Linked DNA regions of Homo sapiens: region 1 is linked to region 2. Evidence: chromatin loops called from intact Hi-C (ENCODE). Cell type or tissue: ascending aorta. All regions are shown on one strand. Links, peaks and the distances in the headings refer to the core of each region. The heading gives the core; the rest is flanking DNA. Region 1 overlaps H2BN1 (H2B.N variant histone 1). Region 2 overlaps MYO1D (myosin ID).

Region 1 (16,370 bases), core at 3,332-11,331, 120 kb after region 2:
ATCAAGCCCAATTTCTAGAAAGATCATTATACTTTCTCTTTAATTGACAACTTGATCATATAAAACTTTTTTAAAAAATGAATTTTCTTATTGTGACTTACACAGACTGTTCATAACATGTTTGGACTTTCTGGCTTGTCCTGAACATCCCTCTTTCTTAAACCATCAGTTATTTTACTTTAGGACTAAATCTACCGTACAAGACTCTTTCTCATTTCTCTTTACGCTTTCTTACCGAAAAAAAAAAAAACCTCTTTACTTTTATAACTTTCTTCACATCTTTCTTACTTCTGGGTTCCTTTTATCTTGTTTTATACATAACCTTTAAATACATTTTAAATTAGACAGAAGTCATTTACCTAGATTATTTCTGAAAACTGTGATAATCATCATTTAAAGTTATGGAACCATCATTGTAAAATTATAACTGAGACAGTGATCTCAGTTTTAACCTCCAAGTTGTCCTTGTTTATTTTGGGGTGTGGGCTGAACTAACTTTGGGAGGAATTTATAGTTTAGCTTTGAAACAAAGATGATAACAAACCCTTCCCCAAACAAACCTTACTGCCTGTAGACTAGACCGTCTAAAGTCACAAAATTAGGAGTTATGGTAATCTTACTAAATTCAAGATATAGTTTTTTATTAAATGAATATCAATATCTTATTAAAGATTACACAAGTTGGCTGGGTGCAGTGGCTCACGCCTGTAATCCTAGCACTTTGGGAAGCCGAGGCAGGCGGATCACAAGGTCAGGAGATCGAGACCATCCTTCATAACATGGTGAAACCCCATCTTTACTAAAAATTCAAAAAATTAGCCAGGCGTGGTGGTGGGCACCTGTAGTCCCAGCTACTCAGGAGGCTGAGGCAGGAGAATGGTGTGAACCTGGGAGGCGGAGCTTGCAGTGAGCCGGGATTGCGCCACTGCACTCCAGCCTGGGCGACAGAGCGAGACTCCATCTCAAAAAAAAAAAAAGAAATTACACAAGCAAAGATCATTCTGTTTTTGGGCTGTGTTTATAGTTTTGTAACCCCTATACCAAATTTTGACACCTTTATAGTATTTGGCAGGGATAGAATGAAATTGTTTAATTAATAAATGCAAACAACAATGTATGTTGGCAATTATTAAGACATTTCTAATATTACTTTACCAATAATGTTAAGGTTAATTTATTAAAGATTTTACTTGTTACATAAACTTGAAAGAGCATTTGACTAGTCTTTTCTTTTTTCCTGATAAAGTATTTGATTCAAGTGTTTTATTTTCTTAAGCCAATTAGAGTTCTTTTATATATTTTCAGTAGTGAAATATTATATATATATTATATATACAACACATAAATACATAGATGTATTAGGCATGCCAGTGGAAGTACTTCCTATCAGTTCATAAAAAACTTTTTTTTTCCTATCTTAGACTTTCAAATTCTTAACAACCTGTTTTATTATCTTAGGCACTTGTCAGTTAAATAGTCTTAAACTTGTATATTAAAGGAAACAACTCGGGTAAAAATCTAATGGCAAAATTTACATCGTAAGTTATGGAGAGAAAAAGTCTGTGTTAGAGGGAAATTAATATGAATTTAATTGTCATTTGAACATAAAATTATAGAAATTATAAAGTCCTTTTAAATACACACACACCTTATAGTTTTTACTTCAGAACTTTAGCCATGAGATAAATACAAATTCACCAGCTTGCAAAATGAATATGTTGGATCTAAACAGTGGTTTTTATCTGAAGAGAAAAATAACAGCAGATTTAAAGCAGGCAGAAGAGAAAAATAGCGAAAAAGAATTTAGGAACAACGTAGTTTGCAGGTCAAACTTAGGGCTCTTTTTCTCTAATGTAAGTGTGTACAAGGACCATATTCCATTTTACATAAACTCTGGCAAGTAGAGGTGTCATAAAACCTACAGAGTGTTCAAAAGGAGGTCATTCTCCTTGTTTTCTCCTCATTAGATTATGTCTCACTTTTTTTCTGAAGAGGGGGAACTGAGCTGTGGCCTCAGGTTTTTTGTGTGGTGGTTTGATGTGTGCTGCTTGTGGCCAGACTCCACAATGTGTCACCACTAAGTTGTTTCACCCTCTTACGTGTCTCAGTTTCTCTCTCCAGAGGTCTAAGACTTCTGAGAGGGTTCAAAATGCCAGGTGATCAGTTTTTATACGTGTTTCCTGGATGAGTCTTTTTTTTAAATTAATTTTTGTTGGAGATTTCCCTGTGGGGTTGTTGTATGTCATGGGGGTCAACCCCCCAGACACTCCCACAAGGCCCCCGGTCACCCAGGGGCACCTTTCAGCTGGGAGGAGCAAATGCCCTTTCTCTTCAGAGCTGAGAAAACTCAGTCTCTCATTTATCTATGAAAACAACAGTTCAGTTCCTCATGTAAATGTACACAGACAAGCCGAATTGAGATTACTTTTGGGAGACAAAGTAGTAGACAAGACCTCTTAGAATGCATCTCCGAACTAGAATTAGGCTCCTTAAACAACAACTTCCTAGGAGAGAAAAAATAAACAACAGCCAAGGGCATTTCCTGTAGACTGTGTTCAGCCACCCCTACTTTGTAGCTCTCATCCACCATTACACACATCAAGGTCAAATCCTCTCACAGTACAAGATAACCTCTGGTACCCCCAAAGCCAAAGAGGTCAGGTCATGTAATACAGAAAAACAGACCTTTAGACCTAAGAAAAATCTGCCTATGACTCTTGAAACTCAACAAAGAAAACAGAACACCCCAAAAGGGGTGACTAGAACCTTTGTTCTGAATTCTTTTAAAGGGTTCAAGTCATTAGAAGCCTCCTCTAGATTTTTTGGTACTGTAGATGGCAAAGGGGCAAGGAGGTATGGGGTGGAAGAAAAGTAAATGAAAGAACTTTTTTTTTTTTTTAAGACAGGAAGTAAACACAGAAACCAAATGCATTTTTTAACTCTTTTATAGTTGTGAGGAATTTTAGTCAAATTAGAGAGGTTTTGTTACCCATAATTTGGAATTTTCACTTGGATTTGATCAAGTCATGTAAAGCTGGTCAAATCTGATGGAAGAAAGACCGGAACAAACAACAACAACAAAAACCCAACAATATGATCACTGAGTGTTCTAATGGAGAAAAAATTAAGACCAGCTGGTTGTTGAACTTTAGCCAAGACAAAACTCCAATTCAGTTATTTACCTAGGGATGGGTCTGAGGCTGAAGACTGCTTTCTACCATCCTAGAAGCAGGAAAAAAGCCTCAAACTCCTCTTCCCTGCCGAGAGTGAGCTCAAACTCCATAAAGGAGTTACCTGCCTTCCATCGTCCTGTAAACAGGAAATCTTGCCTTCCTTGTTGGGAGCAAGTAAACTCCAAAACAAACAAACAAAACAAAAGAGGGAGGAGTTGTACAGCAAAATAAACTTTAGTTCTTGACTAAATTTGGGGAGATCAGGGATTCTCTGGAGGGGGTGCTTGCAGACTTCAATAAATTGTCCTATTGGTTTGAGCCATAAAGTTAGCTCATGCTGGTACCAAGCACCGACAAGAGATTTGTCAAAGGTCAGGGGCATCTCTACTCAGAATCCCTTTATGGTTACCAAAATGTGAACCCCAAAAATCTGAGACAGGTCTCAGTTAATTTTTGTGTGTGTGGTTGTGTGTGTGTGTGTGTGTGTTTTGTCAGTTAATTTAGAAAGTTTATTTTGTCAAGGTTGAGGATATGTGTCCATGACACAGTCTCAGGAGGCTCTGATGACATATGCCCAAGGTAGTAGGGGCACAGTGTGTTTTTGCATATTTTAGGGAGACATGAGACAGCAATCAGTATGTATAAGATGTACATTGGTTCCATCTGGAAAGGGGACAACTCGAGGTGAAGGCGGGACAACTCAAAGCGCGGAGGGGGCTTCCAGATCATAGGTAGGTAAGAGACGAGTGGTTGTATTCTACTGAGTTTCTGATTAGCTTCTCCAAGTGAGGCAATCAAATATGTATTTATCTCAGTAGAGGGGTGACTTTGAATAGAATGGGAGGCAGGTTTGTCCTAAGCAGTTCTCAGTTTGGCTTTTTCCTTTAGTTTAGTATTTTGGGGTCCCAAGGTTTATTTTCCTTTTACAGTATAACAGCCTGTTTCATCAAATGCCTGTCGTTGCCCCTTTAGGTGGTTTATTATTATTTTTTAATTCATCATTCAACTTGAAGGTCACTTATGTTGTTCCACTTGTACATGAATTCATAGAAACCATGAGTACTGGGTGTTGGGTCAGACCACAACTGTTCACTGTGGGAAGCCTTTACTTCTGTCTCACCTCTGTGCCATTTCTCCCCTAGATCCACCCTGATTTCAGCGGGCGTTCCTGGGTCTTGTATGCACTAGGTGCCCTCAATGCTTGGCAACTGGAATGGGTTAGCCTGGAGGCATTTAGGCTGTCCTTCTACAACCACAGAAGAGCCATCACTGGCAGAGAGATCCTTGGCGCAGTTAAGCAGAGATCTTCTCAGAAGAGCTTTTGAATAAATGAAGTTGTTCAGAATGGCCTTGTTAAAATGACTCACTTGTCAAAAAACTAGATGTGTTGGAAGGCTGGGTTGGAAGACAAGATGTCTGAGAAGCTGTCCTGCTGCATGAGGAGTTTCATTGCTACACACCTAGTCTCTGGGTCCTGTGTTTTTGGCCTCCAGCTTACTTCGTGAACATAATAAAGGAAAGGCATTTTCTCTTGTGCATGCTATGTGTGCATGTGTGTATGTACTTGTTGTCTATGGCTATTAATTTCTTATGTATACTACTCCCGTTTTGCGCTTACCCATTGTATTCTTTGAAGGACACAACTAGATCGATGACACTGTATACCCATCATCTCTCCCCACTCCAGACTGAGGGTGGAGACTGCTACACTAGAATGAACTGAGATCACAAAGGATTGGGGGCAAGTTGGGGGGCACGTATGTGGGGGTATTAATCCAGGGAGAGGGGAGCTTGAAAGTAGACAGTATTGCCCAAACTTGCAGTGTAATGAGGACTGCTGCCAGCTTCTGGCTTTCTCCCTATCCACCTGTGCCTGCCTCTCCAACCTTAGCCCCCAACCTTTGCTTTGGCCGTAATTTTCCCTTTTACCTGGCTTGTGTAGATTGCTATGGCTCTTGACAGTGTTGAGACATTGTTTAGACTCCTATGAGGAAAGACAATTTTTAAAATTTAAGCACCTCTGCCATGATTTACAGGAACTAAAGCAAAAGGTATCTGCTTGCTCTTTGAGTATAAGAATTGTGGCATTGGGGCTGGGCGCGGTGGCTCACGCCTGTAATCCCAGCACTTTGGGAGGCCAAGGCGGGCAGATCATGAGGTCACGAGATCGAGATCAGCCTGCCAACATGGTGAAACCCTGTCTCTACTAAAAATACAAAAATTAGCTTGGTGTGGTGGCATGTGCTTGTAATCCCAGCTACTCAGGAGGCTGAGGTAGGAGAATTGCTTGAACCCGGGAAGCAGAGGTTGCAGTGAGCCGAGATCGCGCCACTGCATTCCAGCCTAGTGATGGAGTGAGATTCTGTCTCCAAAAAAAAAAAAAAAATTGTGGCAGTGGCATTGATTATCTATGATGTAGCACTTATATATATTAATGTGTGTAATAAGTGTACAAGTGTCAAATGTATAATCTGGTCCCAACTGCAGAAAAAAGACAATTATAATAGTATGATAAAATCAAGGGCAGGCATGGTGGCTCACGTCTGTAATCCCTGTACTTTGGGAGGCAGAGGTGGGCGGATCGCTTGAGCTCAGGGATTGGAGACCAGCCTGGGCAACATGGTGAAACCTCATCTCTATTAAAAATAGAACAATTAGCTGGGTGTGGTGGCATGCACCAGTAATCCCAGCTACTTGGGAGTCTGAGGCAGGAGAATCGCTTGAGCCCAGGAAGCAGAGGTGGCAGCAAGCCAAGATTGCACCATTGCACTCCGGCCTTGGCCATGGGAGTGAAACCCTGTCTCAAAAAAAAAAAAAAAAATCACGGTAAGGAGCAAAAGGGATAAATGGGATGATATGCTGTAGATAGGGGTGGGTGGGGAGCCTGGGGGAAGCCTGGGTAGGTGACATGAAGGAGAAGGTCTTAAGAATGGAGAAGGGTTCCTTAGCCCAGAGGCTAAGGAAAAAGCCTGAGCAAAGGCCCTGAGGCAGGCAGGACAGTTCTTGGATTAATTGGAGAAACTAAATGAAGCTGGGACAGCTGGGCTCTAGCAAGCAAGGAAGAAATACAATAGGAGATGAAGCTGGAGGAAAAGACTGGGGCCATGTGATGCAGGGCTTGGGTTTTACCTGGGTACAGAGGGACACCACTGAAGAATTTTAACTGGAGAATTGACATTTTACTTAGGTGTTTTGTTTTCAGACAGAGTCTTTCTATGTTGCCCAGGCTGGTCTTAAGCTCCTGGGCTCAAGCCATCCTCCTGCCTTGACCTCCCAAGTAGCCTGGATTATAGGCATGTACCAACGTACCTGGCTTTATTTTGTTTTGTTGTTGTTGTTGTTGTTTTTAGTTGAGATACAACCTACAGTAAAGTGTACGAACCTTAAGCACACCACAAAGTTCTACATATGTATACCAGATTAAGATACAGAATGGCCCCATCACTGACTTAGGTTTTAGACCTCTGTTGCCGCTGTCAATAATGGATCACAAAGTGTGGAAATGAGAAGATTATTTAGAAATGTTCCATGTCAGTTTCGTAGAGAGGTGATGGTGATCCAGTTGAGTGTGAAAATGGAGAGAAGTGAGAAATTTGAAATGAATTTTGGAGAGAGAATACAACGTGCTCATGGAATGAATATGAGCATGTAGAAAAAAGTACTGATTCCTAGGTTTGGAGCTTGGGCATTGTGGGAAACAGCCATGCAATCTACAGAGATGGAGAAGACTAAACACAGGACAGGTGTTTTGGGGAGAGGAAGAAATTGAGAATTCCATTCTGGACATGCTCATTGTGAAATACCTATGAAACCTGCAAGTGAAGACGTGAAATAGATAGGACTGGGCCCAAAATACAAATCTGGGAGCCATCAGCATCAAAAGGCAATGTATAGATCAGCAGGAATGGATGAGATTACCCAGGAAGATGGGGTAAAAAGCAAAAGAGAAAACTATCCAGGAAAAAGACTGAAAAATTCTAATATTTAAAATCAGACAGTGGAGGAGCCAACAAAGGAAACCAAGGATAAATCTAAGAAAATCAGGAGAGGGTGGTGTCATGGAAGCCAAGAGGGAGAACATGGTCAGACTGGTGTTCACAATCCTGGTGGGAATGTGAGGATATTTATGTCCATTTGGTGACATGGGGGTCATGGTGATCTTGAGAAGTCAACTCAGTGGAGCACAGTGGGTATCAGCGAGATTTGAGCAAGTTGAAGAGAGAACGGGAGGTAGTTAGTAGAGACAGCTTTTTTTCTTATGGTGTTGAGATGAAAGGTGAAATCTAGTTTGAAAGAGAAGAGAGACACAGGCTGGTAACTGGAGAGTCACTTGGTATATAAAGATTTTTAAGATGAGTGATACTAGATTTTAATTGTTCATTGGTGGGAATTCTCTAGCAGAGAGGGAGATATTAATCCAGAAGAAAGTAGAGAAAGCCAAAGGACCTTGAGAAAGTAAAGGGAGATGAGATACAGAGTAGAGGTGAAAGAGAAGATAGATACAAATTTTGGAAGGTTTAGATGTTTGGTGATGAAAACATGGAGTTGATACCTATTTCTTTTTTCTTTTCTAAATGGTACAAGTAAAGCAGAATAGGGGCATAGGAGGTTTAAAGATTAGATATGAAGTTGTTTGAGGGAGTAAGTGAGAGTTGGACACTTACGGACAGATGGATGACTAGGAATAAGTGCCTGTTTGAGATTTGTGATCATGAATCAAAAGCAAAGCCAGTCTTGGGTGACTTTCCCTAACTATGTGCTCCAGTGCCAGCATGGAGAACACGGAGTTTGGGTTCTGCCAAGAGAGCTGGGAAGGAGAGAAGAGCAAGAGAGCAACTCCGTGGTGGCCTATGTGATCCAGGCCAGATGGTAGGACCAGAGGGTGAGAGGAGTGAGAATGGCATGGAGCTCAAGGGAAGCACAGAAGATGTCAGGCCTGTAAACAGAGGCTCCAAGAAGGAATTTCTCTCCCCAGCAATCTTCAACGTTAGCTCACAGATGAGGGCACTTGCTTTAGAAGCAGTGGTGACACCCAGTGACCACTCTTTGAAGTGCACCTTCTTGGTTTTAGGTTGTCAGCAGATCCGGAAGTGTGTGTTTTTTTCCACTTGGGAGGCATCAGAGCCCTCACCATTCTCTCCATGGTTCTCTCTTGCAGGATTCTGTCCCATTGGTCCTGGACATTTCAAGGGGATGGAGAGGCTGCTGCTTAGGGGGGTAACTAGAAGTGGACTGAAGGCAATCTGGGGGCTGTTAGCTCCAGACCCCAGACCTGGCCTTCTCTGCTAGGTTCCTGCTGTCCTGAGACAGATCCTGAATCCTGGGATGGCTTTGGGTATTCTAAAGCCCTGCTTGGATTTAGAAAAATGCCAGGTAGTGACATAATCCTCTTCCAGCCCACAGTTGTCCTGGGGAAATACCATCCTGGCTGACCCAGAACTGTGTGAGGACTCTCTTCTCAGCACCACCTCCCGAAAGTTGACTGTTGCTGGGGTTCTAAGAGGGTTCCACTGTCTCCAGCTCCACTTGACCCAAGCACTGGGATCTGGCTTAGTCTAGAGAGAAACGCAGATTCCTCCCAAAGTCCTGTCAGTCATCAGAGGTACTGGGCATGACTTCTGGGCCAAGAAGTTGGGTGTCCCTTAGTTAGAGGGTATAGGGAAATACAAAGAGGACCAAGACAGGACAGCCCCTTTGCAGCAACCTAAGGCACTTTTACTGTTCTGATCAATTACCCTGTACCAGGACATGCTGTTTCCCTTCCACTTTAAGAGGTTAGTAAATCAGGTTTGAGTTCAAACACAAGAGGGTCACTGAGGCATGGGGTAGGTGAGGGAGGTGGTTTCTAAGGTGGTCAAGAAATGGAGGAAGACTGTTTCTGACTCACCTCTATCCCTCTTCCCCATCTCTTATCTCACACTCCCCGGTTTGAACTGGACTTTGTACTTAGGGCAGCCTGGTGTCGTGGAAGGAGCCTGTGCTGAACTTGCAGTCGGGTCATCCCTTGGCCACATACCTGCTTCCACATCTGTAAAATGGTGATGTGGTGATGGCACATGGTTATGGTGAAAAATTAAACAATGCACATGAAAGTGTTTCTTACACCAACACAATGCTTTGGTTTAAGGCATTACTATTAGATATTTATACCAAGGCAGATTTCACAGACATTAAGGAAAAAGAAAAAAGTTTTATGGCAATGAAATTCCATTAGAGGTGTATACCAGGCCCTGGGGGAACTCATCAGAGGCAAAGTGACCATTGATGTCTTTTCCAAGACTGAGAGAACACAGAAAGAGGTGGGTAAAGGAGAAGATCCACCACTTGGAGTCAGACAGACTTAGCTTCTTATCCTGTATTTGCCAGTTACTAGTTGTGGCATCTCACACAAGTTCTTGAACTTCCCAGATGCTCAGTGTACCCCTGTATAAAGTGGAGATAATTCCTCCCCGCTGACCTGTTGAGACAATTAAATGAAGTGCTGCCTGTAAAGCACCTTAAATAGAGTATGCACTCAGTGAATATGGTATCATGAAAATGAGTTAATTCAGGTCATCCCAAACTAAATATTTTGGACATATGTTATGGGCCAGGCACCAGGCTAGGTGGTGGGTGATTTTGTCTTATAACACAGCTTTTCAGATAGACAGTTCTAGTTCAAATCCTAGATTTACCACTTACCAGCTGTAGAAATGTATTTAACTTCTTCGAGCCCTAGTTTCTTCCTATATAAAGTGAGGGAGAATAATACCTATTTTGAGAGATTATTGTAATAATTATATAATCTATGCAAAGTGCCTAGCACAGTACCTGGCATGAACAAAGTCTCAAAAATGACAGTGATTATAATTAATATGATCATGCTGAAAATTAAAAGTAGGAGATGCTGATGTATCAGATTTAAAGCTGGACGCTTAAATAACTTTATTTATAGCATTAAATCCATCCTTGAACCAATCTTCTCTGCATTAACTAAAATATGGGATTTACTTCCCCTTATACACATCTACACATCACTCCCAAAATACTTAAAGCAAGATATTTCTATTGGCTGTAAAGAGGGACATGGTAAAATACGGAAATGGGCAAGAGAGGACAGCTGTGTTATCTGTCTTTAAAGCTTTTTCAGGGAAGTCTTTTGAAGATTTTAAGTGTTTTAAGCCTCAATTGCCAGATGCATATGCCCTGTGCACATGCCTTTTCCTCTAGGGAAACCCTGTTCAGGGTCTCAATGTCCCCTGGCCCAGCTGCCTTAACTTAGCGCAAATGCAAACTTGCCCTGTATCTCCAGTGGCTCAGAACTGCCCTGCTAGCTCTCAACCCTCCTCCACGCTTTTTCTTTTTCCTTGCTTCCTGGTCCTGCCCCCTCGCTCCAGCCAGACCCACAGCAGTTCTGAGTGTTTGCTGACTTTCACTCCTCCAAGGAGGACGGGCTTTCGCTATGGTCTCTGTCCACGCCCACAGCTTAGAGAAAGCCTGATCAGTGTATACACAACCCCCTTCCTGGCTGGTGGCGCTGTCCTTGGAAAGCCATTTACTAGTCCATAAAAGGGCCTGAGCACTTAAAACAAACATGGACTCGGTCAAACCAGAAATTTAAAATTGCGGCACTTTAATTCAGGTCAACCTTCATTCTCTTTCCAATTCTGGTGCCTTACCCTGTCTGAGTGTTTCCCATGTGCTTAACCCTCCTGCTTCCCAGTGGCTGCCACACCCCAGCGGGCCTGTTGGTGCTGGGTGTGGGTGGAGAGTTCCCATCCCTGCTGTAGAATGACAGTGATGATAGCTAAGCTTTATTTTCACTCCATGCACAGTGCTTACTGAGCACTAAGCTCCAGGCACTGTTCTAGATATTGGGGGTCAGCAGAGACCATGACAATAAAGTCCCTGCCCTTATGGAGCTTATATTCTGGAATGGGAGAAGTCATAAATATATCGCGCAGTGTCAGGTAGTGATACATGCCATTCAGAAATCCAATTCAGGCAGGACATGGTGGCTCATGCCTATAATCCCAGCACTTTGGGAGGCCGAGGTGGGCGGATCACTTGAGCCCAGCAGTTCGAGACCAGCCTGGGCAACATAGAGAGAACCCGTCTCTACATACACACACAAAAATTAGCTGGGTATATGTTGGGGGAAAGGCTTATGGGGTGCCTGTATAAACTGGCTGTAAAAATATGGGACAGTAGGTTGTGAAAAGCCACAAAAGGCCTCTGAGGAGGAAAGCCTTCTTATCGCCATTATGTTCCCATGCTCTGAGCGAGACTTGCTCTCTTATCTATAAACACTGTGTTCAAGAAAAAAGACCCTCCTTTGAAACATTAGAATGTGGCCAGATGTACAGGCTGCTAGTTAAACCCACTCCCACTAACTACTCTCCAATAAGTTAAAGATACACTGTTTGAGCACAAAGGAGATTCATTTAAACCACCACTGCTATAGATTACACGTATGACGCACTGCCTCCCTTTCACTGTTTCGCCTTCAACATCTGCTTCTTAGTTCTAAGTGACTGTACTCAATAAATAGTGCAGAGACCAGAGCTCTGAGCCTTTTACAGCCTCCATTTTACAGTTGTCCCCCTGGCCCACACTCTTTATGCACTCTTAACCTGTATCTTCTCATTCCTTCGTCGCCACTGGACTTTGGGTACCGTACGGGTGGTGTTGAGGCTGGTCTCCAACAGGTATGGTTGCATGCACCTGTGGTCCCACTTACGTGAGAGGCTGAGGCAGGAGGATTGCCTGAGCCCAGGACGTCAAGGCTGCAGTGAGCCGTGATTGCACCACTGCACTCCAGCCTGGGTGGCAGAGCAAGAAAAGAAAAATTCTAAACAAAACAAAACAAAACACCAACCAAACAAAAAAAACCCCACATTTCACAACAGAGCCAGGGGCACATCAATGATGGGAGGTGCTACTTTAGATAGGTTGATCTGGGAAGACTTCTCTGTGGAGGTGACTCTTGTGCAGGTCCCTGAGCAAAAGGAAGGAGGAGCCTTGGGAATAATGGGGGTAAGGATTCCAGGCAGAGGGCATTCCAGGCAGAGGGCACAGCAAATCACTGGAGTAGAATGAGCTTCACATGTTGGAGGAACATCTAGGAGGCCTCATTTTTCTTTTAATGTCATACAGTGATGAGCACTTAAAAAATCTGTGATAAAATATATACAACATAAACTTCCCCATTTAAACCATTTTGAAGTATACAGTTCACTGGAATTAAGTACATTCATGCTGTTACGCAGCTATCACCACAATCCATCTCTAGCACTTTTTAATCATCTTCTCAAACTGAAACTCTGTGCCCATCAACAATGACTCCCCCTTCCTCCCTCCCCCAACCTCTGGCAACCACCATTCTACTTTCTAGGTGTTAGCACTTTAAATGTGTCATCTCATTTCATCCTCAAAACAACTGTAGGCCATGAGTTTTACTGTGATCCCCATTCTACAGATGAGGAAACGTAAACTGAGTGAACTGTCTCAGATCACACGGCCATTAAGTGAGGGAAGGAGGTCTCCATTCACAGTGCTTCTGGCTCAGGCTCCTGCTTGTAACTGCGTACCTGGTAGGGGTTTAGGATGTCCTTCTGCCGCCCCTCTGAAAACATAGAGGTGAGTTGAGAGAGTTTCATGTGGATTACAGACAATGTGAGAAGCTTTTCTGGTTGGGACAGGAGGGGGTTTGTTGTACCTCACTGGTCCTGTCTGCCTGGAAGGAAGAGGCTCTTGCCCAGTGACGAGGATTGGGGAGAGAAGGGAGAGTAGGTAACCAACATCTGTCTGCTATTCTCCTTTTCCATCTTTGTCTTCTGAGCTGTCTTTCAAGGGGTATCAGCTGCTCTGAGTGGATAAGCATGGGCATCTTTATTGCTTGGTGTCCAGTCAGCCAGGTAGCACTACCACCACTTATTTATTACTAGGTTATAACACAGTGCTAGGTGCTGCAAAGAGATTCATCCAGGAGCTACGCATGACACAGATACAGCTATGCAACAGATATCAGAAGGAAAAAGCAAAACAAAAGGAAATCAAGATGAGACTAGCCAAAAAAGTACAGTACTTGAGTTACATCTGGACCAGAGTAAGTCTGTTTTTGATGATGGAGTGTGTGCAAAATTGGGATGGAGTGGCTCTATTTGTTGCAGCTGGAGCCATGACCACCTGTCCTGTTCCAATAACCAGGTTGTTGGAAGAGCTATCAGTTTCCTGGTTTGAGTGGTCTTGCTTTGGTACCAGGAGGTGTTGAGTTTCACTTCCTGCCTTCCCACATATAAGCTGAAAGAGCTCAGGCAAGTTGCCTTACCCTTCCAAGGCTATTTCTTCCTTTGCAAACATAATCATACCTACTTTTTAGGGTTGGTGAGAAGATCAAAAGAGATAAGGTGTGTCGGATGTCTAATCAGTGTTTGCTACATAGTAAGTGCTCAACAAATATTCATTCCTTGCTGAGTAGAGCACGAGTATGCACCCAGTGGCCAGGAGCCAAGCCTTCTTCCTCCTTATCATGGTCAGCACCATTTCTGACCTGCTGGCTTGTCCTCTCTAATCACTGGATTCAGCTTTCAATTTGGGGACCCTTGTTACACACTTTGCTGTTCAGACTTAGTGAGGAGAGGCCTTAGCTAGGGGTATTTGAATTTTGGGGAACAATCCAGCAATCATACCTCTTACCTATTTGGGGACAACCTCCTCACATGCAGTATATTGGAAGGCAGGATACTGCCTGTGCCTCACCTCCCACAGTGGAAGCAGACAGGGTGAGGTCCTACCCAGGATTTGGGATCTAGAATGTAGGATAATGGAGAGGGGCACTTAGCCCCTAGAGCCTGCCCAGTTCTTAATCTTGGTCTTCAGTCTCCTGCTGATTCTGTGGGCACCCTCTTGTCCTTTCAACAAGTCCCCTTTCCTCGTGGGACAATCATTTTCTGTTGCTTGCAATTCAGTCTTGTGCAACACTGAGGTCTTCTCAGATCAATCCTGAGAGAGATTTCAAGGGGCCTTGGGATGTTAGAACAATGGGAGACAGCTGGCTAGAAAAGGTACTGGGCACAACCTTGGTACAACTCTTTCCTCCCAGCAGCAGGTTAGTGGGTGGTTAATTGGGGCATGCATACTGTCAGCTCCAGGCAGTCGCTGAGCTGTTTATTCACTTGTTTATATGTTTGCTTGTTTTTTGGTAAGTGTATGTCTTTTCTATGTGTGCTTCAACCTCCTCAAGATTAAAGCTTTCTTTTACATCTCTTGTACAGAGTCACAGAACCCCAGACCTGGAAGAGGCCACAAGAGATCATGTGGTTTTAGCTTCTTACCTCAAGGCCACCAAATGTTTAACCACCCAACACAAATAGAAATAGTTCGTCTCAGAGACTCTCCAAGAAATGGACACATTTAATGTCCCCAGTCACCCATTCCAACGCTGGCTGCTTTGCTTTGAGCCTATTTTCCTTACACAGATTGTAATGCTTGTAGCTTCTTCATGAAAGCACTTCAGAGGATTATAAAATCATCCCTCAGCCTTCTTTTCCCTGAGAGCCAATGGTGGGAAAACCCAGCTACCTACAGGTCCAGGCTCTTACCAAAAGGGTGAGCTGTGAGTGTGTGCACATATGTTGTAGGGGCAATGGGGTAGTGCTGGGTCTGGAAAGCAAGCCTCGGACAACACCTGCCCTCTCCTGCTGACTGTTGCTACTGGTGGAATGTAGGCTGTGTTTTTGAGAGATCTTATTAATTTTTCAGGGAAGCTGGAAATCTAGAATTATAAGTGAGAGTCCTGATTTTTTAAAATGTTGGCAACTAATCTGATTTTTAAAAACCATGAACCGGGCCAGGCGTGGTGGCTCACACCTGTAATCCCAGCACTTTGGGAGGCCAAGGCAGGAAGATCACTCGGGGCCAGGTATTCGAGACCAGCCTGGCCAACATGGTGAAAACCCATTTCTACTAAAAATACAAAAAATTAGCCAGGCATGGTGGTGCATGCTTATAATCCTAGCTACTCGAGTGGCCGAGGCATGAACTCAGGAGGCAGAGGTTGCAGTGAGCCTGAGGCAGGAGAATAGGGTCTGGAGGCAGGGAACCCAAGGCTGATTCACCCTGAATTCCTAGAACTAAATCAAAAGGAAAACCCCAACTTTCAACACCTAAGCAACAAAAGGACCAGAGGCTACTCCCTTTGCAAACCACCCTGCCTTTCTGCTTGGCAGATAGAAAATTGAAAGTACCTCTGATAGATTGCTTTCCAAAACCAATCAGACATTTGCATAGGAGGGTAACTTTGTAACTTCACTTCAGCCTCTGATTGTGGAAAGCAACCAATTAGACTGATTGCAGGCCACCACTTCATTTGCATGGGGTGAATACCAAGTGCCCAATAGGAAACCTCTAGAGGGTGTTTGGACCCCAGAAAATTCTGTAATGGGGGCTCTGGAGCCCCTATGCTTGGGCCCGCTCCCACCCTGTGGTGTGTGCTTTCATTTTCAATAAATCTCTGCTTTTGTTGCTTCATTCTTTCCTTGCTTAGTGCATTTTGTCTAATTCTTTGTTCAAAATGCCAAGAACCTGGAGACCCTCCACCGGTAACATATTTTGGTGAGCCAGCCAAAAGGTAAGCCCAAAGTTTGGGGTTTATTTTTCTCCTTTCTGCTCCATACAGGGTAATCTCTCTGTCTCTCTCCCTCTCTCTCTCTCTCTCTCTCTCTCTCTTTTTTTTCCTTTGCAACTCGGGTCCCTTGGTGAGCAGTGCCTAAGCATGGAGGCAACTCTAGGTCTCTGGCTGTGGCAGGTGAACTGAAAGGGTTTTCCATGTGGAGGCACCTAACTGCCACCGCCTGGTTTGCTTAAGGGACCTGGGTATTTTTCCTTTCTTTCTTTTTCAGTCTTTCAGTGGCTGTTTCCTAGCAGCTCCTTGGTAATTGAGGGCAACTGGCTGGGACCACTCTCCAGTGTTGCCTGAAGGCAAAGGAGTGAATGGGGATAACTGCCCTGCCCAGAAGCAGGAAGGACTCTTCTGTCTTTTCTGGTTGTGGTCCCTGATCGCTACATGTGGCACAGCTTGGGGCGAACTCACAAGTGTTTCAGGCGACTTAAACCTTTTCTTATGCTAAATTCTTCCCTTCTCCTACTCGACTGGCTAAGGGCAAAAGAAACCCACTCAGCCTCCAGTTCCTGTCATTAAAGTTCATGGCTATCTCT
Region 2 (16,370 bases), core at 4,906-12,905:
GACAAAAGGAGAATACCTTATCATAAAAAGCTAATGAAGAAGGGAGAATAGGATTTAAAGCTATTTTGAGTCAATAAAATAAATTCTATAAATATAATTTGTTTAAACATTCAGCACTTAAAACATTACCCTCAGAAATTAAGCATATTTTACCTTTTCTAGTAAGTAGTTATTGATATGCCCACCAATAGGGTCACCCTTGAAGTCAAAGTTGATATCCATGTATTTTCCAAACCTGCTTGAGTTGTCATTACGGTTGGTTTTGGCATTTCCAAAAGCTTCCAAAACACAGTTGGACTTAAGCAACATATTCTTCACTCTTTAACACAGATAAATGAAAGTCATTATAAAAACTTATAGAGACTAGAATTTTTTAAAAACTGGATTTTGCTAAACCACATACAAATATTTATACAAAGATGCTAACTCCAGCACTGTTTGCAATATCAAAAAAAAAACAAACAAATTAATGTCCACCAATAGGGATAAAAATAAATTTTTGTTTCCCAATATAATGAAATACTATACAGGTGCTAAAAAGAATGAGGTACATCAATATGTACTCACATGGAAATGTCCAGCATATATTAATGAATATAAAATCAAGTTGTCAAATAACATGCATTGCAGGATCCTTGTGTGTGTATGTGTATGTTCACGTGTGTGTGTGTGTGCATACACATGTATCAGCAAATGCTTAAAAATCTGGAGGGATCAGCACACCTTACTATGGTTATCTAGACAGGAGACTGATGGAATGGGCAAGGTAGGATTTCAGGGAACTTTTACATCTTCAACTTAATTCTGTAATTTTTGTTTTTCATTTTATAAATGTACATATTTTATCTACATAAAGAAAATTTTTAAAAAGATGTGTTCTGAAAAGGGAAAGAATAGGTGATACAGAAAATGATACAATTTTTAAGGCACTTGCTTATAAAACCTGGAATTGTGACATTTTATTGTACTTAGTTATACATCATAAATTTAATCTTCACTAGTTCAGAAATTGCTCATTATTTTCTTTGAAGCTGTATGGAATTTCTCCTTTGTACCAGCCATTTAATGCATTCTTTATTCGACGAATGCTAACTTTCTATACAGCAGTCCCTCCCAATGGATACATTTTAAACTTCATGCTATATCCTTGTTTTCATTCCACTGATAAAATTCTTCTTATACAGGCATACCTGCAGAAATAACTTTGGCCTCTGAAATAACTTGATGTAGAAGATCTACTGTTACTCCCGCTAATACTGGAGAGTTCAACCTTATCGCCTCATAAATGAAAGCATATTTTAAAAATATGTGTGTGGGGGGAAACTGCTTGTGATAAGATATGTTTGTGAAAGACTAGTAAATTTATATATGCCTTACTCTACTATTGTAGGTGTGAAATTAATTTATTTCTCATCTAGTTGCTCTCCTGAGCTCCTAAGGAAATTAAGAAAATTTACACATATCCCTGTCCTTGTCAAACTAGATTGTAAAGTCAGAGTAAGAAGGAGGGATATGTTACAATTAAGAAAAATGCCTCTCCTGGCCCAGCAATGCAGCCCAATATGATGAAAAGAAGAAAGGCTACGCAGGGTAGTGAAGTGTAAGTTCTCTTCTTTTACATCAACCCAATATCCTTTCTTCCTATTTATAAAACTGAAGATTGTTATGTGTAGATGAGGTGGGACTCTTTACTAAATTAGTACTGAGCTTTGAAGTAACCAATTAGGAAAACAGTTTCTCTCTTCAAAAAGGCTGCACCACATAAGAAAGTGAGTCTTGTTGCTTTATAGCTATCATCCATTCATCCCTTAAGTATTTGTTAAGCAAATACTATGTGCCAGCTGCTCCCCTAAATGCTGGGCCCCAGACAGTAGAGATCAGCTTTATTACTCATCTTCCCATGAGCAATAGCACAGTATGGCATGAAATCCTTTTAGAAAATGAATCCTGTTCGGCCGGGCGCGGTGGCACATGCCTGTAATCCTAGCACTTTGGGAGACCGAGGCGGACGGGTCACGAGGTCAGGAGATCGAGACCACAGTGAAACCCCGTCTCTACTAAAAACACAAAAAAATTAGCCGGGCGCAGTGGCCGGTGCCTGTAGTCCCAGCTACTCGGGAAGCTGAGGCAGGAGAATGGCATGAACCCGGGAGGCGGAGCTTGCAGTGAGCTGAGATCGCGCCACTGCACTCCAGCCTGGGCCACAGAGCGAGACTCCATCTCAAAAAAAGAAAAAAAGAAAATGAATCTTGTTCAGAAATTCCACTGTCAGTGGATTCTGAATGTTGTAATGATGATGATGGGAAGGCATGGGTCTGCCTTCCAGAGTCCCACTTCTCTCAGAACACAGTTTTTTAAAAACCCTGATGTGGTGCAAAGAGCAAGGAACCTGTGAGAGTTTGAACAATAAAACCTACCAGTGTAAATTATAACAGCTCTGCTGACCACATTTAAGTCAACAGTAATAAACCAGGATGGGAACACTTTCAACTGTTTCAGAGTAATGATTCTTTTGGTCTCATAATTAGGTAAAGCTTACCATAGTATTATTTTTCTATTAAAAACAAATCTAGAAATGGATACAGTGAAATAAATAAAAGTACAGAGACAATATGCACTTAAGAGAATCAAAGTAGCTTAATCATCAAAAAATGCTCAGCCCATAGGTTTAGACCCCCAAAATGCTCAACCCCTAGAGTTTAGGTCTAGCCAAGTCCATAGAGAAAACAGAGTGCTAAGAATTCCTCCCCATTATTAGAGTGCTCTTACCTTTCAACCTCTGCTCTCTGACTGGGGTTGGTGATGGCCGCAATATACTGCATAATGTACTTACTGGCTTCCGTTTTACCAGCTCCACTTTCCCCTGGGGGGAAAAATTGTTCAGGGCTTAACATAATAATTTAAACCAAGAGTAAGCTAATTTTTAATAGAATAATTTAAAAATCTGATACTGGTGATGCATTTAAAATCCCACATGTTGCACTGTTTCATTTTTTTGCTTTTTTGAGTTATTTCGTCCTGCCTTGATATGGTTAGTGGTTCTAACAGACCTGAATATGATGAAGAAAATAAAACTATTATAAAACTAAAATAATGAGTAGACTACAAATAAAGATTTACTTAGGAAAAAGGTACTGATGTGGTAAACTAAGACTAAAGTTTTAGTACTTGGTAGGGACTCATAAGTCTAGCAGAAATGAAATAAGGTAGTGAGTCAAACAGTGGTTACAACTAAATTCATATAATCTTATTTTCTATAAGAGAATTTCTTTTAATCTTAAAGGGGACAAAATAATTCGTCTAAAAAATTAAGGTTAGAGTAATTTTAGTGAAAAAACAAAACAGCAAGCTCCAGACACAAGGTATCATAGAAAAAGCATGACAATTGGGATAATGCTGGGGGATGGGGAAAAAGGAACCAATTTTGAAGTATCTTCGAAATGTTAAATGCTTATGCCTTCTGACTCAAAAATTCCACTGGTAGAAATTTCTCCTAAGGAAATACTAAAAAATACTAACATAACCAAATAATAATAATGTTCAAAGCTTTTAAAACATTTCTATAGACTGTACTGTAAGTCATGGCTAAAATCTGGAAATTATATATCCATCAGTAGATAACTGGATAAATTATGATTCAATTATTTAAATGGAATACTATACAATTATTAAAAAGAATGCACTAGCTCTATAGAAACACCAATGAAAAGATATTTACTATATATTATTAAATGGAAAAATTAGTTATATAACAGACATAATTCTATATATAATTATATATTTATAATATAATTACACATGCAATTATGACTGTATTTGTTTGCACATCCAGAGAAAATGTATAAAAGGATAAACACTAAACTGTTAACAGCTGTTACTGCTGGAATTTTGGGAAGAATAAGGCACTCAAGGCGAAGAAACGTTTTGCTTTTACTCCACACACTCATATAATTGTTTTTATTCTCCCCTTTAAAACCCAGTAATACTGTTTTTGTGATTTGTTTTAAATAAAACATAGTCCTAGGATATAATTTTCTAACTCCAACACTAAGTTACTTAACTCCTCTGACCTTTAATATTCTTATCTATAAAGTAGAAAAATAACTGTTCTACATACCAGAGAGTTGTTTTGCTCACCAAAATGGAATAATGATTATAAAAGTGTTTCTAAAAGCATAAAACCACCAGTGCAAATGTGAGGTATTATTAGCACCTGAAGAAATTCCCACAATTTGGGAGAGGCCATCCTGGGTCAGTGAACAGATATTTTTCCTGTCCCCATTTCACTACATAAGGGTCCTTGAAGGGCTCCCCTTAACGTAGGCAGTTTGGCTCCAGTCCTCAAACATGTGAGGTGTGTACCCTATCTCGTGCCTATCTCCCCCCTTGTTGGGCTTCAATAACTCAGCCCCTCAGCTCTGAAAGCTTATTTTTGGCCCCCACGCCTCAGTAGGTCCCTCAACACTAGTTCCCAAGCACCAGTCTGATTTTGAGTTGATTCTTCCTTTTCACACCTCAATATTTCATTTTCGTTGGTTTCATTTTGCTATTTAAAATAATTTTGTTACATTTTATCCAGACTTTTATGTGTTTGAGATGGAAACATTTTCCATGTCAGCTCAATCTAACAAATTGGCCAGAAGTCATCCAAGTGTAATATGTATTCATAAATGAACCAAGATTAGAGGATGATCAGAAATGATATAAATAATTTGGTATTTAACGTTCATCACTTTTCTCTCTCCTATAGAATTGCTCAGGCTTCTACCTTTAAAAAAATATTTAATCAATTGTTTGGATTCTTGAGTATCAAACAAATTAAACACATTGTGACTTTGGAAATACAGGGGATCCCCTCCAATTACCTGATATCACAATACAAGTGTCTTTTGATCGCCTCTTCATAGCCTTGTAAGCAGCATCCGCAATAGCAAAAAGGTGAGGCGGTCTCTCATACAGCTCACGGCCTTTATACTGCTCAATTGTGTCTCTTCCATAGATGTTCAACAACTTGTAAGGGTTCACAGAAACGACGACTTCTCCAATGAACGTATAGATGCGCCCTTTTTCAAATCTGTACAGAAGCAAAAGAAAAGGAAGACGTAGCTGTGGTTACAGAGAAATGATGTATCTGTCCTGTGAGTCTCTTATTTCCAAGGAAGTCCAAATATCCTAGGAATGATTTCTGAACTGACGTTTCATTGGCTCTGAGTTAACTTGTAGAGAATGTTTGAGGCTGTGCCCCTTCAGATGCCATTGGTAGAAAAGACCAGTAGGGGTTAAAAGCCAGGCAAGAAGGAAGAATTTAACTTGTTGGAGGCTGGGATTTCCTGTTTCCAAAATACAGAAGGGTAAGAAGATGAAAAAGCTAAAAAGAGTTGAAGACAATCTCAGAGCTCTAGGAGGAAAAGAAATAGAAGTTAAAGTAGATCTTGAAATCCACTTAGTCAGATTTTCAATTTTAAAGAGGACTGTCATATACATTTATTTTTTTCTCCCTCTTGAACCTCACTAAAATGTTAGTAAATTAATATAAACAGTAAAATCCATAACAGAGAGAATGGTGGAGGAGACACTTCTGCTCTAAATCAAACTTATTTTTTTATGACTGCCTAAAGTTCCATGGTGTCGATATATCATTATATATTCAACGATTCCTGTTCCTTCCTGCTTTCTATGAACAATACTGCAGAAAACACTCTTGATACATAATCTTACAGATTGGTGCTTTTACTTCTGTGGTATAGATTCTCAGGAATGGGACAGCTGGTTGAAAGGCATGTGTATTTTTAAAGTATATATAATATGATTCTACCTTTTCCCCATAAAATAGGGTTAAAAATCTAATCATACGTATTTGTATCTGTACACAGATATATTTTATAAATGAGTACATAAGTGTGAAAAAATATAGACAAATACATGTTATATTTTATGCATCATTTTATACACACAGTAGGGTTATGTGGAAGGAGAGAAATAAAGAGGAAGGCCACATGGGCAGGTGAGAAGAGGCCACAGGACAAAAAAAAAAAAAAAAATACAAAGCTTGAGTAGGTATGCTATGACTGCAATTGTGCAACTTTATGTGTCTATTTAAGAAAATTTTTAAATATAAAATTCAGAAAACCCATATATGTCCACTGTTTTTACACAGTAATCCACACATAGAAACATATGTGGCCCAGAGCTTAGATGTTTCCACATAACAAGTGGTTACCACCAACATGCTCTACCAGCTGAGAGATACTGGTAGACATCTCTCTCACGTCCAAGAACTGAACAAAGGGTGTGCCCTGACAGGCAAAATGCTGGTTCACAGACAGCATGTCTCTAAGCACGCTTGCTTCATGGCTGGTGGAGCAGGAGAAATAACTAAGCATTTGGGACCAAAAAGCAAGAACCTTAAATTTCCTTTAAGCTGGAATGAAGGCTGTTGGCTATAATTAGGAATGGAAACAAACAGATGTTGATAATTTCAACAATAAATTCAAACCAAGATTTTTATCAAGTATTTAGAGTATTTTAACAGTTATTAACTACTTCAAGGTTTTCAGTGCATTTTTCTACTATGGGTTTTCTATGTATCCTCTCAGTTGTTAGGAAGTTTACATGGCAGCTAAAAGCACTGATTTCGAGTCCTTTACATCTGGGTTTGAATGCTCACATTGCAAACTCAATAGCAGTGATACCTTGTGAAAGCTACTTAACCTCCATGTGTTTCAGCTTATTCATCTGTAAAATGGTCATAATTATACCCCTCTACCCTCGGACATTGAATAAGTACTTTTTAAAAAAGATCATTAATAGTATGCTTCTGATTATGTTATGCATAAGGGAGATTTTTAAATAACATTTTTGTTTTATAAACATTGCTACTGAAATCACAACAATCCTTACACATGAGGAATGAATGAATTCAATTATCATAATCCAATTCTCTGGCCAGACGCAGTGGCTCTTGCCTATAATCCCAGCACTCTGGGAGGCCAAGGCAGGTGGATTACTTGAGACCAGGAGTTTGAGACCAGCCTGGGCAACATAGTGAAACTCCATCTCTACCAAAAATACAAAATTAGCTCGGCGTGGTGGTGCACACTTATAATCCTAGCTACTTGGGAGGCTGAGGCGGGAGGATCGGTTGAACCTGGGAGGCGGAGGTTGCAGTGAGGCAAGATCGCACCACTGCACTGCAGCCTGGGCAGCAGAGTGAGACTCCATCTTAAAAAAAAAAAAATCCAATTCCCTGACTCAGCTGTCAGTCAACTACAAGTCACAAGCAAAATATCTATATAACAACTGTTCAAAGACTCGCGAAAATAAGCTAAGATTCACTACGCAAGTTTTTCTGGCTTAACCTGCAAATTTGCAGTACATGCTCAAGTATCTCCAAGGAAAAGAATCAAAAGGGCACGATTGTTTAGTTTTGAATAAGCACTGTCCAAACAAAAAAAAAAAATGAAGAAAAGCAGCAGAAGAATGTCTCATGAGCCGGGAACTCTGCAACTAAGAGTCACAGCAAATTATGTATGAGATTAGACTATTTTAAGATTCCATGTTGGTCCAATGATGTACCTTCTTTTTCACTGGATAATTTTTAGAGCCACTAATAGACCATTATGCTCTAAAATAATATTTTATTACAAATAAAATATTTTCTATTAACCTATAGGCACCATGTATAAAATAATTAAATGGCTTGGCACAGTGGCACATGCTTGCAGACCCAGCTATTTGAGATGCTGAGGCAGAAGGATCACTTGAGCCCAGGAGTTTGGGTCCAGCCTGGACAACACAGCAAGATCTCATGTCTTAAGAAAATAATTGAATGCATAACTATTAACTCAAAGATAGTGGCAAATATTAACAGAATATGATATTAAATACAATGCTTCAGCAATTCACAAAACGTTAGAAGCTCATTTTACTTGAAATTCTAAGTTTGGTTATCAAATACAAAACTTTCAATTTGGTTGGGTCTTAAAAATCACCACTAGGTGGTGCCAATATACACCTTAACAGCAACTCAAATTTCAGTTTGCATTGGAAAGCCATAGGGTAGTAAGTAAGCACTAAAGTAATATAGTCGCTTACTCTGTTTGCCTCCAGGAAGAACTACTAATTATCCTAGATGACAAATAGGATGTTATCATCTCTTACAAGAGACCAAGGAAGGTGTTCCTATGACTTCTGTGTGCAAACCTTTCATGACAAACTTTTATAATTATTCAGTATCTACTTTGTGCCAGATACCGGGTCAAACCCTGGGAATTAAAAAAGGAGTGGAGAACAGGAAAGCATTGTACATAAATAACAACAATATAGTATGATAGGTAAGGTAATAAAAGCATGTACTGTAGTGACAAAGATTATCCCAATAAACCACCTTCAGTGAGGAACACTAAGAGTAAGAGCATACAGGGTCTGGCCTCCGGGTTTCTGTTGACTTCCATCTACCAACAACACTTCCACCCACCAAAACCTCCCCTACCACTTCTCTCTGTCTCTGTTGCTCTTGTTCTCATTAATGAGCTAATTACAGTTCCCAAGAGCGCCATGTCTTCATGGTTTTGCCCATGGAGTTCATTCTGCCTCACACCTTTTCCTGGTTCCTTCTTCCCCATGTGCTTGCCAGATTCCCTCTCCTTCTCCAAAAGTCTAAGCACTAGGTCCTCTATGGAGTCACTCTTAATACTCTACCTCCAACGTCAGTTTTATGGTCTTTGCTCTGTTACCTTTTTTTTTTCCTTTTTAGAACTTCCTAAATGGTTAACATAAATTAATAGCAATTGATTTTTTAAACTAGTAAGTTTAAAAATATTTATTAAAAGGGACATATATTTTCACTGGCTTTTAAGTGAAACAAAGAGGTTCTAAAAAGTTCTGAATTAGTGAGTAGTAATGGATAAAATATAAAGGTATAATAATGACATTGGCAAACAATAGTTCACTGTAAAGGAATTCTGAAACCTTTTTTTTAAAGTAGCCTTGTTAATTTGCATGTGTCACTTATATATAGGACAATCTATAGTAGGAAGTCAAGATGAGAGGGGCTCCTTCAGATCAGTCACAGGCAGACTACATGCACAACCCCACAGAAAAGGAAGATACTGTGGGGAGGGGTGGGGTATGGAGAACCGGAAGGTGGTTGGCCCAGTCAGAGTAGAAGGCTGTGTTAAGGAATGCTGGGGAACAGTTGGAAATGTACATGGGGGTCAGATTTGATATGATATGAAAACCAGGCTTAGGGAGTTTACATTTGAGGGAGTTTACATTTGATGTGACTGGAAACAAGGAATCAGTGAAGACTTTTCTAGTTAAAGACATCAATAAGGTGCTCAGTGGGGGGAATGGTAGGAGAAATGAGGAAAGGAAAATTGGAGTTGTTTCACGGGGAAACTGGACAGAATCTTAAAACCTACTGAACATAAGGGACAAAAATATATTTGAGTTAGGCAGAAGAGAAAAAGGAATTTATTTCAGATGACCATATCTCAAATGTACTCCTGAAGCGTCTAAGTTAGATTCACCCACTAACAGAATTCAGTGTTATCCTTGGTTGACTTCTTGAAATATATGGAACCAATTATAATCAGGAAGAAAATTCTCTGTGAATGGTCTACTAGGTATGGTATTAACAAAACCTTATTCGTAAGTATTATTCATTTACTTGAGGAGGAACGTACACTTTCTGAATAGGTGTTGCTTAATCACACTGATTTGGCCTGTCTTCCTTCCTTTTTGAATTTAAATGGAATCTTAAGTTACCATGAACGTTCCTATTTCTCAGGAGAGGTGTCCATCTACCCATGCCATTTTTTTTGGCCTTTCACTATCTCCTTAGACAACTCCAATTTAGGTTCCACTCCTGCACTTCAATAAACCTTGACCAAACTTCCCAAACTGCTAAATTCACTGGTTGGTTTTCTATGCTCATCTTACTTAATTTCTCAGTATTTGACACTGACTCCCATTTCCTCAACACACTCTTCTATTGGCTTCTTTGAGCCACGTTCTCTTCATTTTCCTTCTGCTTCTCTGGTTTTCCTTCTCAGTCTCCTTTGCTGACTCCTCTTTTTCTGCTGATCTCTAAATATTCCAGTTCTCTAGGGTTGAGTCTAGTATCACTTCAAATACCATTCAAGGGTCTTCCATTTAAGGAGGATAAAGTAATGATATCTTGGCCCCCTTTCTACCCTCAGAAAATCAACAAGAATAACAAAAACAGAAAAAGACATCGCCTACAATGAAACAAAAAACTAGCCACAACTCTGAACCACAATCTAGGAAGAAAGATTGTGAAAAGCTATGAAAACTAGACCTAGTTGAGGCAGGTTGCTAAGACTGAATATATGCCTCTCCAAATCTCCGGCACTGGAGTAGAGTTCTCCAGAAGTAGGTTGCAGTTCCTGAGTAGCCAAACCAAAAGTCTTGCTAAGAATGTCAGGGTCTCAGTATGCAGGTGGCTTTGGAACAAAATAAGTCCCATTTGACACTTCTAAGTATATGTAAGGTGAGGTTAAATGAAGAAGTAACTAGAAATTCCTTTTTTTAAAAAAAAACAGGCTGTCATAGTGGTGAGGCAAAAGAGAAAAAGTGCAGTGGCTCTGCAGCAGATGATCTTGATAAATGAAAAGAGGCAATGCTAAATCACCTCCCAGAAGTCTCAGACATACATAGGGAACTTGCTTTCTAGTTAGGCAATCTTCTTGCCATTTCAGGGCAGACAGTTGGTGAGACAGGGAATGAGCAGCAGACCACCAAACTCAGTGCATTTTATCTTTCAACCCAGAATGAACCATACCTACTCAAAGATGACAATCATTAGGCCGGGCGCACTGGCTCACGCCTGGAACCCTAGCATTTTGGGAGGCTGAGGTGAGTGGATCACCTGAGGTCAGGAGTTTGAGACCAGCCTGGCCAACATGGCGAAACGCCGGCTCTACTAAAAATACAAAAATTAGCTGGGAGTGGTGGCGCATACCTGTAATCCCAACTACTTGGGAGGCTGAGGCAGGAGAATCTCTTGAACCCAGGGGGCAGAGGTTGCAGTGAGCTGAGATCGCGCCACTTCACTCCAGCCTGGGTGAAAGAGCAAAACTCCGTCAAAAAAGAAAAAAGACGGTCAGTTGAAGTGAACCAGAATGGGGCACATGATAAGATGTCAGAAGAAAAGAAAAAAAAAGTAGGTAGTGGGTAAAACATCTGACAGGCAAAAGGCAGACCAAGAATACCCCACTCCCCCAAAGAAAACCACAAAGTAGAAAAATTATGAAAGAACATTCTGTATGAAAGCAAAGAATACAAAAAAAAATGTAGCTCTCTAAAATAAGATATCAAAGAAGGCATCATTTAAAAGGAGAAATTGTGTTTAAAATCATTTTTTCAAGAGATAAAAAGCTAGAAGAGCTCAAGAAAAAAACCAGAAGAGAGAAAAAAAATCCACAGTAATAAAGGTCATATTAAAAGACATAAAGAGAATGGACACTGCTGAAAATAGAAGGAGACAGGAAGAAAAGGTGGAGAAAAGTAAGCAAAATAATTTTTTGTATTATCTCATTTATATGTAAAATCTTAAATTTTTTTTACCTCAATAGTTTTTGTGGAACAGGTGGGTTTTGTTTACATGGGTAAGTTCTTTAGGGGTGATTTCCAAGATTTTGGTACACTTGTCACCCAAGCAGCAGTGTACACCGTACCAGGTATGTACTCTTTTTTTTTTTTTTGAGACGGAGTCTCACTTTGTCGCCCAGGCTGGAGTGCAGTGGCATGATCTTGGCTCACTGCAACCTCCACCTCCTGGGTTCAAGCGATTCTCCTGCCTCAACCTCCCAAGTAGCTGGGACTACAGGCGCCCACCACCACGCCTGGCTAATTTTTATATTTTTAGTAGAGACAGGGTTTCACTATGTTGGCCAGGATGGTCTCAATATCTTGACCTCGTGATCTGCCAGCCTCAGCCTCCCAAAGTGCTGGAATTACAGGCGTGAGCCACGGTGCCAGGCCTGGTATGTGGTCTTTTATTCCTCGCCCACCTCCCTCCCTTTCCCCTCAAGTTCCCGAAGTCCATTATATCATTCTTGTGCCTTTGCATCCTCATAGCTTAGCTCCCACTTACAAATGAGAACATATGATATTTGGCTTTCCATTCCTGAGTTACTTCACTTAGAATAATGGCCTCCAGCTCCATTCAAGTTGTTACAAAAGACATTATTTTGTTCCTTTTTATGGCCGAGTAGTATTCCATGGTGTATCTATACCACATTTTCTTTATCCACTCATTGGTTCATGGGCATTTAGGTTGGTTTCATATTTTTGCAATTGCAAATTGTACTGCTATAAACGTGTGTGTGTGTGTGTGTCTGTTTCACTTAATGACCTCTTTTCCTTTGGGTAGATACCCAGTAGTGGGATTACTGAATCAAATGGTAATTCTCCATCCTGTCGTTGTACTGGTGAGTTTACATTCTCACTAGCAGTGTAAAAGTGTTCCCTTTTTCACCATAGCTACGCCAATATCTGTTATTTTTTTATTTTTTACTCTGCTGATTATTTCTTTTGCTGTGCAGAAGCTTTTTAGTTTAAGTAGGTCCCATCTATTTATTTTTTGTTGCATTTGCTTTTGGGGTCTTAGTCATGAATTCGTTGCCCAAGCCAATGTCTAGAAGAGTTTTTCTATGTTATCTTCTATAATTTTTATGCTTTCAGGTCTTAGATTTAAGTCTTTGATCCATCTTGAGTTGATTTTTGCATAAGGACCCAGTTTCATTCTTCTACATGTGGCTTGCCAGTTTTCCCAGCACCATTTACTGAATAGGGTGTCTTTTCCCCAGTTGTCAAAAATCAGTTGGCTGTACTCGACTTTATTTCTGGGTTATCTGTTCTGTTCCATTGGTCTACATGCCTATTTTTATAGCAGTACCATGCTGTTTTGGTAACTATAGCCTTACAGTATAATTTGAAGTCAGGTAATGTCATGCCTTCAGATTTGGTTTTTTTGCTTAGTCTTGCTTTGGGGGTGCAGGCTCTTTTTTGGTTTCATATGAATTTTAGGATTTTTTTTCCAGTTCTGTGAAAAATGATAATGGTATTTTGATAGGAATTGCATTAAATCTATAGATTGCTTTGGGCAGTATGGTCATTTTCACAACACTGATTCTTCCCATTCATAAGCATGGGATATGTTTCCATTTGTTTGTGCCATCTAATATTTCTTTCACAAGTGCTTTGTAGTTTTCCTTGCAATCTTTCACCTCCTTGGTTAAGTATATTCCTAAGTTTTTTTGTTTTTTGTTTTGTTTTGTTTTTTTAGCTGTTGTGAAAGGGACTGAGTTCTTGATTTGATTCTCTACTTGGCCATTGTCAGTATATAGCAGTGCTGCTGATTTGTGTACACTGATTTCATATCCTGAGACTTTACTGAATTTGTTTATCAGATCTAGGAGCTTTTTTGATAAAGGGTCTTAGGGGTTTTCTAGGTATATGATCAGATCTCTGGTGAACAGCAACAGTTCAACTTCCTCTTTTCCAATTTGGATGCTCTTTCTTTCTTTCTCTTGTCTGATTGCTCTGGCCAGGACTTCTAGTACTATGTTGAATAGAAGTGGTGAACGTGGGCATTCTTGTTTTGTTCTAGTTCTCACGGGGAATGCTTTCAACTTTTCCCCATTCAGTATGATGTTGGCTGTGAGTCTGTCACAGATGTGAGGTATCTGATAATGGTGACATTTCAAAACAGTAAATAAATATACCAACAATAAACATCAATAAACAGTGTTAGAAAATGGGCTAGTCACTTGGAAAAATAAAAAACACACATCATTACTGTCATAAGTTGAACTGTATTCTCCCAAAAGATACACTGAAATCCTAACCCCTAGTATCTGTGGATGTAACCTTATCTGGAAATAGGGTTTTTGCAGGTGAAATCAAGTTAGGAGGAGGTCATTAGGGTGGACCTGAAACCAATAAAAGAGAAAAATGCCCCACGAAGGGAGAGACAGGGAGAACACTGTGCAATGACAGAGGCAGAGACTAGAAGAAGAATGCAGCCACAAGTCAAGCCAAGCCAAGGATTGACGACCACTGCCAGCAGCTAGGAAGAGTCCAGGAAGGGTATCTCCCTTGACGGTTTTGGGGGGTATTGCTCTGCTGACACCTTGAATTTGGACTTCTAGTTTTCTGAACTGTGAGACAATACACTTCTTTATTTTAAGCCCCCCTGGTTTGTGGTAATTTGTTACAGTAACCGTAGGAATAAAACTAGTTATACTAAAATAAATTCAATAAAAATGTCTCATTCTTCCTTACAAATAAAGAAATGTAAATCAAATCAACAATAAGATATGCTTCTTCACCTATATAGAGCAAGAGTTTTGATAGTGAACGGTGTTAGCAAAAATATGCAACCTCAGGTATCTTCACTGTCACAGGTATCATCTTAACTGATCTGCTCAAACCACTCTCCATCCGTTCCCCATACAGTAGCAAGTATGATCTTAAAATATAAATCTTATCTTACTCTGCATTCCTAGCCTTAAATCTTTTCAATGGGAAACTTTAATCTCAAGCCAATCTGACACACAGACATTGGTTCATCTCATGCCATCTACCTCTGATTACTGTGTGCACTGGCCTTTATTCATCTAAATTCCCCTATCCCCATCATTCCACACCTGTTTGTTTCCTAAATTTCACACAAGTTCCTTATCCATCAAAATTTCTCTATCCCCCATCATTCCACACCTGTATGTTTCCTTTGTAATACCGGTCACAAGTTGTTTTTTGTTTACTTGTTTATTGTCTACCTGCAAAGGAATAGAGGACATATCTATCTTGTTCATGTTTTATCTTCAGAACGATCTTCTCTTTATGTGGACAACTTCACACAATCTAGATACAAACAGCAACTTTTATTCTAGAAAAATACAATTAAATGGTATCTACTCCAACTCAACTTCTGAGACAGACTTTTCATTGCTGGAGAAGAAGGTCACAGAATATATGGGTCTCAATTGGAATTGGAAGAATCAGTACAAACTCATAGTATATGCAGGGCAAAGAGAGAGAAGAGGGAGAGAGGAAGAAATAGGTATGCACACACACACATTTCCTAACTCTGTCCACTTAGAGAAACAGTAACACCAGATAAAGGCCTGGAAATACCATTTTTCTTAACTAAAAGGACTCAGGGCTCCTTGAAGAAAAGCGGATTCTATCACTGGAACAGGGAAAGTACAAAATGAGCTTGGACTATCTTGTTGAGCCAGAAAGTAGGAAACGCACATGTCAAAAGGACACAGGAGCAAGATGAATGGACTTTCACTGCACCCATCTGGGACCACATGGGCATTAAAATCATGTCAGTAATGAGCTGGGCATGGTGGCTCACACCTGTAATCCCAGCACTTTGGGAGACTGAGGTGGGTGGATCACCTGAAGTCAGGAGTTTGAGACCAGCCTGGCCAACATGGTGAAACCCCATCTCTACCAAAAATACAAAAATTAATTGGGCATGGTGGCACGTGCCTGTAATCTCAGCTACTCGGGAGGCTGAGGCAGGAGAATCGCTTGAACCGAGGAGGCAGAGGTTGCAGTGAGCCGAGATCACACTACTGCATTCCAGCCTGGGCAGCAGAGCGAGACTCCGTCTCAAAAAAAAAAAAAAAAAAAAAAAAGGATATTGTTGGGACAACTGATAAAATCTGAACATCAGCTATGAATTAGAAACCAGAATTGCGTCAAAATTACACTTTCTGATTTTCATCACTGTATTGTGGTTATGTAAGAGAAGATCCTTGTTCTTAAGAAACACACCCTGAATTATTTAATGATAGGGGCCTGATGTCTCCAATTTATTCTCCAATGGTTACAAAAAATAACTACATACATATATAAAAATATACAAAGAGAAATTAAGAAGCAAATAGAGCAAAATGTAAACAACTGATAAAGAACAAAAGGGGGTTTCTTGTAGTATCGTCTACCTTTTTTGTAAATTTGAAATTATATCAAAATTAGAAGTTGATAATAAAAATCCAACTTCTAATCCTCTTTATATAGTTAATTAATTAATTTAGAATAGGCAAGATAGACTCTTAGTAAAAGACTCAAAAGATGTAAATGAATACACAGTGAAAAGTGTTTCTCTCTCCTCTTTCCTATACCTTCCCTCCTCAGAGGCAACCACTGCTGCTGGTTTCCTGTGAATTCATTTAGAAACAGTTTAGTTGTTGTTTTTGAATGAATGGCAATTTTTTTTTCTCTAATTAAAATGTTTATCTTGGCAAAAGTCTCATGTAAGTAGATAGAGAAAAGCCGAGTTTTTTATGGCTTCATAGTATTCCATTTCATGGGTGATTATACAATAA

What was found. Peaks named below come from ENCODE experiments on the same cell type or tissue, not always from the same donor. Only the 100,000 strongest peaks of a DNase experiment are listed, where the experiment ranks them.
Region 1: a loop joins it to region 2, with 8 times the contacts of the local background. A loop is called at or near these places in 71 of 110 quality-filtered maps.

What each region holds. Positions count from the first base shown.
Region 1 is chr17:32,901,876-32,918,245 of GRCh38, forward strand. It overlaps H2BN1 (H2B.N variant histone 1), which reads left to right. Exons shown (of 2, transcript NM_001401340.1): 2 at 4,316-4,711. The coding sequence ends at 4,498. MYO1D-DT (MYO1D divergent transcript) reads left to right here. Exons shown (of 4, transcript NR_184086.1): 4 at 4,316-4,711. Among named protein-coding and RNA genes, the nearest start is that of H2BN1, 15 kb to the left of the region's middle. RefSeq lists cis regulatory regions at 7,634-11,813, 8,145-8,258, 8,146-8,228, 10,330-11,041 and an enhancer at 15,971-16,370. In ascending aorta, for the core only: a CTCF peak has its summit at 8,212 (motif pointing left); DNase peaks (open chromatin) are centred at 8,216 and 10,626; H3K4me3 peaks cover 1,004 bases; H3K27ac peaks cover 1,764 bases.
Region 2 is chr17:32,775,711-32,792,080 of GRCh38, forward strand. It overlaps MYO1D (myosin ID), which reads right to left. Exons shown (of 22, transcript NM_015194.3): 2 at 4,866-5,074; 3 at 2,770-2,863; 4 at 154-319. Among named protein-coding and RNA genes, the nearest start is that of MYO1D-DT, 93 kb to the right of the region's middle. In ascending aorta, for the core only: a CTCF peak has its summit at 7,998 (motif pointing right); no DNase peak of the experiment used is centred there; H3K27ac peaks cover 798 bases.